Regions from separate parts of the Mus musculus genome. Here regions 2 and 3 are each linked to region 1. The links are chromatin loops, found by intact Hi-C in ENCODE. Cell type or tissue: gastrocnemius. All regions are shown on one strand.

Evidence for each region. Hi-C counts contacts between places; a loop is a spot of excess contacts. Peaks named below come from ENCODE experiments on the same cell type or tissue, not always from the same donor. Only the 100,000 strongest peaks of a DNase experiment are listed, where the experiment ranks them.
Region 2: it touches region 1 in a loop (2.1-fold over the local background); 3 of 42 quality-filtered maps call a loop at or near these places.
Region 3: it touches region 1 in a loop (2.9-fold over the local background); 3 of 42 quality-filtered maps call a loop at or near these places.

What each region holds. Positions count from the first base shown.
Region 1 is chr13:43,863,751-43,866,250 of GRCm38, reverse strand. Gm33195 (a long non-coding RNA gene) reads right to left here. Exons shown (of 3, transcript XR_873323.2): 2 at 212-429. Among named protein-coding and RNA genes, the nearest start is that of Gm33195, 1.8 kb to the right of the region's middle. In gastrocnemius, a CTCF peak has its summit at 1,481 (motif pointing left); DNase peaks (open chromatin) are centred at 971, 1,532 and 2,339; H3K4me3 peaks cover 1,352 bases; H3K27ac peaks cover 1,680 bases.
Region 2 is chr13:44,398,273-44,400,772 of GRCm38, reverse strand. It overlaps Gm33958 (a long non-coding RNA gene), which reads left to right and starts at 612. Exons shown (of 4, transcript XR_873330.1): 1 at 612-669. In gastrocnemius, no CTCF peak of the experiment used is centred here; DNase peaks (open chromatin) are centred at 839, 1,294, 1,973, 2,362 and 1 more place.
Region 3 is chr13:44,408,072-44,410,571 of GRCm38, reverse strand. No RefSeq gene overlaps it. Among named protein-coding and RNA genes, the nearest start is that of Gm33958, 9.2 kb to the right of the region's middle. In gastrocnemius, no CTCF peak of the experiment used is centred here; a DNase peak (open chromatin) is centred at 1,043; H3K4me3 peaks cover 566 bases; H3K27ac peaks cover 2,500 bases.

The DNA.
Region 1 (2,500 bases):
TGAAGGGAGTGTTAGTACATCTAGTAACCCAAGGGAGGTTAGTACATCTGTGTTTTGCTAACTCTTGGAAACAGAGACTGTTTAGCAGCCCTTCCACCCCTCTCCCTCCTCACCCCTCTCCCTCCCCACCCTTCCCCACTCCTGACTTCACTTTCACCACAACAGGTAGCTGACTCTGTGTTTCCATGGTTCCCCCAAATCCAGGACACACCTGTAAATCTCTCCAGGTGATTCTTTGATATTCACCTATGTAGACTCTGTTCTGTTTCCTGCTGGTCTCTCCTAGGTCCTGAGTCCGGAAAGGACATCCTCCAAGCAAAATCCAAGAGATAGTCTACACCTCTCCTCGGAGCACAGGTGGGAGAGTGTAGACCTAGCAAGCCCAGCAAAAATTCCAGACTCAGTTACACCAGGCTTCTTTCGGGAGTCCTGTTAGATGCAAATGAATGTCAGGTTAAAACAGACAAAAGATACCTGGAGATCACCTGAGTGCGACTCAAAGGCTCTGCCCAAGTGACAGATCTTCTCCTGCCCTGTGGAAGCCCAGGTGTGTTTCCCCTCCCATCTCCACATTTAGCAGTGCAGCTCCATCACCACTAATGCTGCCGTCTGTCTGCCTCGCTCAGACTCAGTTCTTTCAAGACGTCGCCAGAACTAGAGACAATCCTCAGAACACCTGTTTTAAGGTAAAAAACGCAGAGGGGGCAGGTTTGTGCCTACGGAAGAGGGGAGCTTAGACAACAGGAAGGAGGCATATGATTCCCGCACAGGACAAGGAGAGGAAAAACAAAACAAAACAAAACAAAACACCAAAAAACGAAGAGCGGCGGGTGGTGGGGGAGGGGGGTAGGCAGGCAGTAAGCCTTGAGGACTCTTAGGCCTCGCAATAAATGAGGACGCCTGGCGCCTGCGGCGGGGTCAAATGGGGTCAGACAAGCTTATCCCTGCGCCTGGGAATTGAGGGCATCCCGAGGACAGCTGTAGAACAAGAGTCTCCTGCGCCCTCCCCTTCTAGGCAGGTCAGGAACCATGGAGGCAGGAGCTCTCTCAAGGTAGTGTCAGCGGCATATATCTCTGAAATGGAAGCGACGTCGGGCTCTGTTCAGAATCCCGACGAGAGACAAAGAGTAGCTGTCAGTGTTGTTCGCCTCCACGAGAATCGATGCTTGCTGTAGGTCCCTAAAGCCCAAACCAAACCAAACACTCCTGGAAATATCAACAGACTTTGCATCTGTGACAGGCTCCCCCAAACTGTTTCTCCGAGCTCTTAACAACAAATGCATGCCTTTGCAAATCGCCCCCAAAGCCACCCAGGACATCGGCGGCTACCCCACCCCCACCCGATCCCTTGCCTCCAGGCCGCCCGGGAGGGCTCACGGCCTGGGCGCATCTGCTGGAAAGACTGGAAAACTTTTGCCAGACCAAGGCTGGTCCGGTGCTTCCAGGGGCGTGTAGCCACGCAGCACGGCACTGCCACCTTGTGGCCGGCGGCGGCATCGCTGACGACAGCCAGCAGCAGCCAGCGCAGGACTGGAGCCTGAGGCTGGGCAGCAGCGCACGTCCGCAGGAAAGCACTAGGCTAGCAGGGGCAGGGGCGGAGCGCGCTGGCGCCGGTCACGTGGGTTAGCAACAGGCAGCAGCCAATGACCGCGCTAGTCAGGTGGCGCGTGCGCTCGGAGACTCCGGGAAGGCGTGGAAGGCTCTGCCTCTGCAGAGCAGGCTGCCTGGGGGAGTGGCGGGTCGTTGTGGTTGGAGTTCCGACCTCGCTGTAGAGCTGGCGAACCAGATCTTTAGCAGAGACCTCTATGGGGGACAGCGAGTGAATGAAGAGATGGCAGAAGGGACATGCCCTTGTCCCCCTGCTTCAACCACTTGTTGCTTTTGCTAAAAGCCTTAGTCTGTCACCTAGATGCTCGTACAGGATTAAACAGAGTAAGGATGCTCCTGGTTGTCAGTGGCTCAGTGCCCTAGAACTTCTTGCTACAAATGGTATCAAGATCTTAAGGAGCCTAAAGGATTGGTCAGCGGAGGACAAAGCAGAGAAAGCCAGGAATTGGGTCACAGAGGGGGAAAAAAAGTCAATTTAGTTGGTTTTAATTTTCCCCATTGGAAAAGCCGCATTCAAAAGTACAAAGAATGACTTTTGTGGTAATCCCACCATGTTGACATAAACCAGCCCACCCTTGAACACTGAGCTGACCACACTACAAAATGTTAGGTGGGGGAATCAGAATGGGCTCTGACAAGTCCAGTCTCCAAGGGTTTTTGGGGCCGAGCACATTGTTTCTTGTGAATGGCCTCTCTCCCTCTCTCCCGTCTGGTTGTGGTTCCCCTTGCACACTGCCCCTCTGTAACAAATCCAGGATTGCCCCCAGGTGGCATCTAACCCACCCTGTATTTCGGGGCACTTTGAAGGACTATAAGCTGTTTCACCATTGTAGGATGCTGTTACAGAGGCAAAAATGGCTCCGCCTCCAGAATCTAGCCATCCTTAACATCC
Region 2 (2,500 bases), 530 kb before region 1:
TTATATAGCTCTCGCTGAAGTAGAACTCAACGGAAATTGTGCCTATTAATTAGAAACCCAGAATGTGGGCAGTTTTGAACTGCTAATTAAAACTTACCGATTGAGTTGTATTCGTAGGGTTTGAACCCTTTTCTTTCTTTTCCTGAACCTAGAACTTTGCTACCAGAGAAGTTGGCTTCTTTAAAAAAGCATCTCCCTTTAAAATGGTTCCATTTATCTCCAGGAAAACCTCAGGTCCATTTTTTTTTTTTTTTTTTTCAGGAAGGGCCCGGAGATGCCTTCCTCCATATTGGCCAGGGAGAGACAGACATTCCTCAATGTCTAGGCTCCGTGGGGACATCAGTGGCCTTCAGCAGGGTCTCGAATGCTCCGCCCATCACCCTAGCCACCTGTAGGGAACCAGACAGATCCATGAAGGTAGATGACAAAAGTCTGAAGCTATGGATGGAACCCACCCCTTCATCCTTTCAGGGTCTGGACTCCTCTGCAGAAAGCCAGCAACACTGAAGCTTGCTCAGGAGTGTGGCTTTCTGGGCCCAGTGCCAATGGCTCACACAGGCCTCTCTGTTCACCCCAGACTGCATCTCAACCTGACTTTTTTTTTTTTTTAGGTGGCCCAGCAGGGATTCCCTTATGACTGGAGTCAGAGTTTGCACAGACTCCTAAGAGGTAGGTCTATATGTGATATCTCCAACAACTGGCCCCATTGTATCCTGGCCTGGGGGAGTAGTGAGAAAGGTTCTTGTAGCTGCGGCGGCATTTGAATCTACTGAACCAGGCAAGGCCATGTGTGCTGCATGTGCGTGGGGCCGCCGCTGTGGCCACGGGCTGGCCACATGCTTTGGGTTTGCTTTCTCTTTCAGAAGGAGGTTGATTCATGCAAAATGCTTAACAATGCCTGCCATGCACAGCGAGGGAGGGACTGGGTCCCCTTTGATGTGCAGGGTCTTTTTGGAGATTCCAAAAAAAAAAAAAAAAACAGTTCAAAAGGTTTTCTCTTGGACACCACACCTCCAGCATATGTGAAAGTAAAGGCCTGGCTCCCTGGGGCGGCATGCTGGGGAAAGAAGGTGGCTTCTTTCTCTTCTGTTTCTGGTCTGGCGCTGACCACAGGTTTTCAGATGTCTCACTGTCCTGATGGTCAAAGGAGGGAATGAAGCTAAGGGAAATGACCAGCTGAGCTTTTTGGATGTCCAGAGAAATAAGGACACACACCCTTACAGCCTTGTCATACAGTCAGATGGCCAGGGTGTGGTTGGTGACTTGCCAGCCACGAGGTATTTCCCTGCGGGTACTCCTGAGCTTCCAGAGGCCCCCCCCCCTACCCCCCCCCCCCCCCGGGAAGTGCAGACTAAAGAGGAGCCATCTGGTCACCAGGGTGGGTCCTGTCTCAGCTTGGCTCTGGTTCGTTTTCAGGTTGTAGGCACAGTGCTGTCATCTTTCTTGCTTCTCTCTGACGGGGTTAGGACTTAAGGATATGATTGGGCAGTGATGGGGATACTGGCTGAGTCCAAGGGGAGGTCAGGGGCTCAGATGCAAACCATTTGCCATGCTCCTCTGTTCCGAGTTTTCTGTGCTGCCCTGTCCTCTGGGGATGGGCTCTGGAAAGACCCTACCACGCTCAGTTTGCTCACAGACAAGAGGAAGCCTCAGAGAAACAGAATCCTTATGCAACCAACTACGGCCTAGATGCCAGGGGTTCCTTCTTTTCTATCTTGTACAAACTCTTTGGATTCCTCCTTTTGCAAGGCCCTTTCCCCATGGGTGGAGGGCTCCCGCTATGAGGTGTGAGGAAACTGCCTTGTAACACTGAGCGAGAACTAGTAAAAACCAGATGCCCCCATCCTTCTTCACTGTGTTAGTGAGAAGCCAAGGGGCAACCCAGGCTGGCTGTGCGGGCGTGGGCGTCGGGACCAGTCTGGCCTGTTTGCCAGCACAGGTATCCTAACACATTTCTCGAGAAGGGAGGCGATGTGGAGGCTCCCACAGTTTTGCCATCTGTTCTCTTGGAGTTAGACTCTATTTCTCTCTTCACACAAGGTAGGTTACTGCCCCCAGCAGCCGCCAACCTCCTAGCCAAAGCTGGCATCTCCGAAATGCCACAAATGCTCAGTTGGCCTTCCAAGTGATTTACCACAACATATGGAAGTATCCTGGCCAAGCCTATAGCTATTTGGCAGATTATAAGTATATATAAATCATGTGCTAATTTTAATGTAATTTACCCCTGCTCTACAATGCTCTCTGGTTGTCTGTCCTTCACAGGTTTCCTCACAGGTCTTCTTGACCCCCGAGAATGACTCTGGTCTTAAAGTGAGACTTACCCTGATGCACCCCTAAGGCTGTGCCCTTCCACTGTCCTCACAGGGAGTGTAGTGAATGAATTATTGTTTTTCTTTCCTGACTTGACATCCTTGTGGTTCCCTTGTTTCAAAGCATTCCCACACATGCCCTCCAGGTCATGGTGTACCTTTGCTGATTCCTGAAATCTGCCCTGAAG
Region 3 (2,500 bases), 540 kb before region 1:
AGCAAGAAGCTCCCCCTGCCACCCCCAAACCAACAACATGGAGTCTGTTTTGTGTTGGCCAACTGCTTCCTGGGCATAGAGCCTGTCTGAGTGTGGTTGATAAACCCAGGGCCACTCCACTGTAGCAAGCAGATTTCCCCTCTCCCAGGAGTTCTCAGTTACAAAGAGCTTCTCAGTTAGAGGTGGGACCCTGTGTCCACTTCTGCTCTCAGGGCGGCCATTTTGTCTGATTTGAACACGTGCAGGTTTTGGGTCTTCTGCCACAGTCTCTGTGAGTTCCTATTGGTCCTGTTGCGTCTGGCAGACACTGTTTCTTTAGAGTCTTCCTCTACCTTTGGCTCTTAAAATCTTTCTGTTCCTCTTCCGCGTTGATCCCCGAGCGTGGAGGGAAAGGGTTTGATAGAGCATACCATGTAGGACTGGGTGCTCCAAAGTCTCTCATCCTCTGCGCCTTGTCCAGTGGTGGATCTCTCTGTTAAGTCCCATTTACCACGAGAAGACGTTTCTTTGGTGATGGCTGAGTGATTCACAAATGTACCTCAAGCGTGCGTATATACAACCAAGGTGACATTGGCTGCCGGCAAAAGCCAAGCCCTAGATACAGTAAATGGTTTTTAAAAGCAACAGAAAGGACAGTGAATGTGAACACCTACAGGCAGTGCACAAAGTGAGTATGGGTGTGACCACCTCTAGGGACCCTAGCTCAAGAGAAATTGAGCACCAGACCCTGGGGTTTGTCTGAGGGTGAGGGGGGAGAAGACAATAGAAGATGGGAGCTCCAGATTAGCACAGACTCCTATCTTCAACGCCTGCTCCTTCCCGAGCACAGCTGTCCTCTTGCTTCAGAGACTCCGGCAGAACACGCCTGCTCCTTAGGCCCTTGTTAAATACTCTGTCACATGGAGAAATTCTCCTGCAGGCAGGTGAGTCAGAGTTCACAGCTGCTAGATGGGAACTCTCTGTTCTGGTCTGGACAGGAAGCATATGCCAAACCTGAGCAAAGTCCTCTTGAAATCTCCCCTGGGAGCCGCCTGGCAGTGGCTCTCTAGCCCGGAGCTTGGCCCGGGAGGAGCAGGAGTCTGTCTTGTTTGCATTTCTACAGGCACAAACTGATTGCTAAATTGAGCGGTGGGCGCTGGACCCGGGGTTGTTAATTTCCAAAGAGAGCTGAGAACTCTGGTGAGGTTTTGAAGGGCTCTTTGGAGCAAAGTACACCTGTGTGTCCATGGGGACTTAATCCCTGAGGTTTGGGGTTAGCCAAAAGCTGAGGTTGATGGGATTTCACATTCCTGAGAGGCAGTAACTCCGAAGTTTATATATAGTTTCCCAACCACACGGTTCCAGGAATCCAGTGGGTGCCTGGTTAGAAACCTGAGCTGTTAGACTTGGGACTTTTTTTTTTTAAATCTTAACCACTGTGCTAGATCCTTTGATAATTCCAGATGAGTGAACTCCACCAGGGACAACCTTGAATGCTCTCAGGAAGGGCCTGTTTGGCTTTGTGTGTGTGTGTGTGTGTGTGTGTGTGTGTGCGCGCGCGTGCAATATCCTAGGAATCCACAGGTTGAGATAAATAGGACCATGAATGATAAGACACACAAGGTTAGTCATTAGTGTTACCCAAGCCTCAACCTTCTATCTGCTTGGTGACCTTGAGTTAATCCTTTCACTCACTGGGAATGTGAGTTGATATCAGCACAGAGGCTGCCAGAGGTCACTTCGGGGAAGAAAGCTCTGAACTACTCCTAAGGAAAAGGAAGATAAAGGATGCACTGGGAGAACTTCTGGGATGGCATAATCGGTCCATTAGTCTCATCGGGAGCGCAGAGACCACCCAGGAGCTCCAGTCTCAGAGCGTACAGTCTTACATGAGAATTCCAGACTTCAGAACCCACAAGCTCTCCTACCTAAGCGCTGTCAATGGACTTTCAACTTGAATTATCTTGGTGTGGGCTGTGGGAGATAAAGCTATGTTAGGTCTGGACCAGTTCTAAGCTGGAGAGGGGGCTTGAAAGTAGTTCTGTCCACTGAATTACCTCATATTCAGGCTGCATTTGAATGGAACATTTGCATATCTACACTGCTTTCCCCTAGTGCAAGATCTCTCCAGACTTTCAAAAGGTACTGACTTCCCCAGCCAACTAGAACCCTTTCTTTGTCCTTGGCTAGAAAAGGCCAGTTATTAAGAAACCCAAATGGTTTCTCATTTTTTGTTTTGATGTGTTCTGTTTAATAACAGTTGGGTCTGACCTATTATATTCTTTTTGTGTCCATTGCCTCTTTCTCATATTTTTGTTTATTTATTTATTTATCTTTGAGGCAACCTTAGGTATCAACTGCTGTTGATCATACTCAATATGGATGCAGAAAGGTAGAATGCTGCATAACGTCCATGGTGGTCTGCAGCGGAACAAGAAAGGCTGCTTTGAGAGCAGGTTTCTAGGTGTTTCTGTCTCCCCTGCTCTCTAGGAAAATTCTTTGTTTGGTCTTTGCTCCAGTC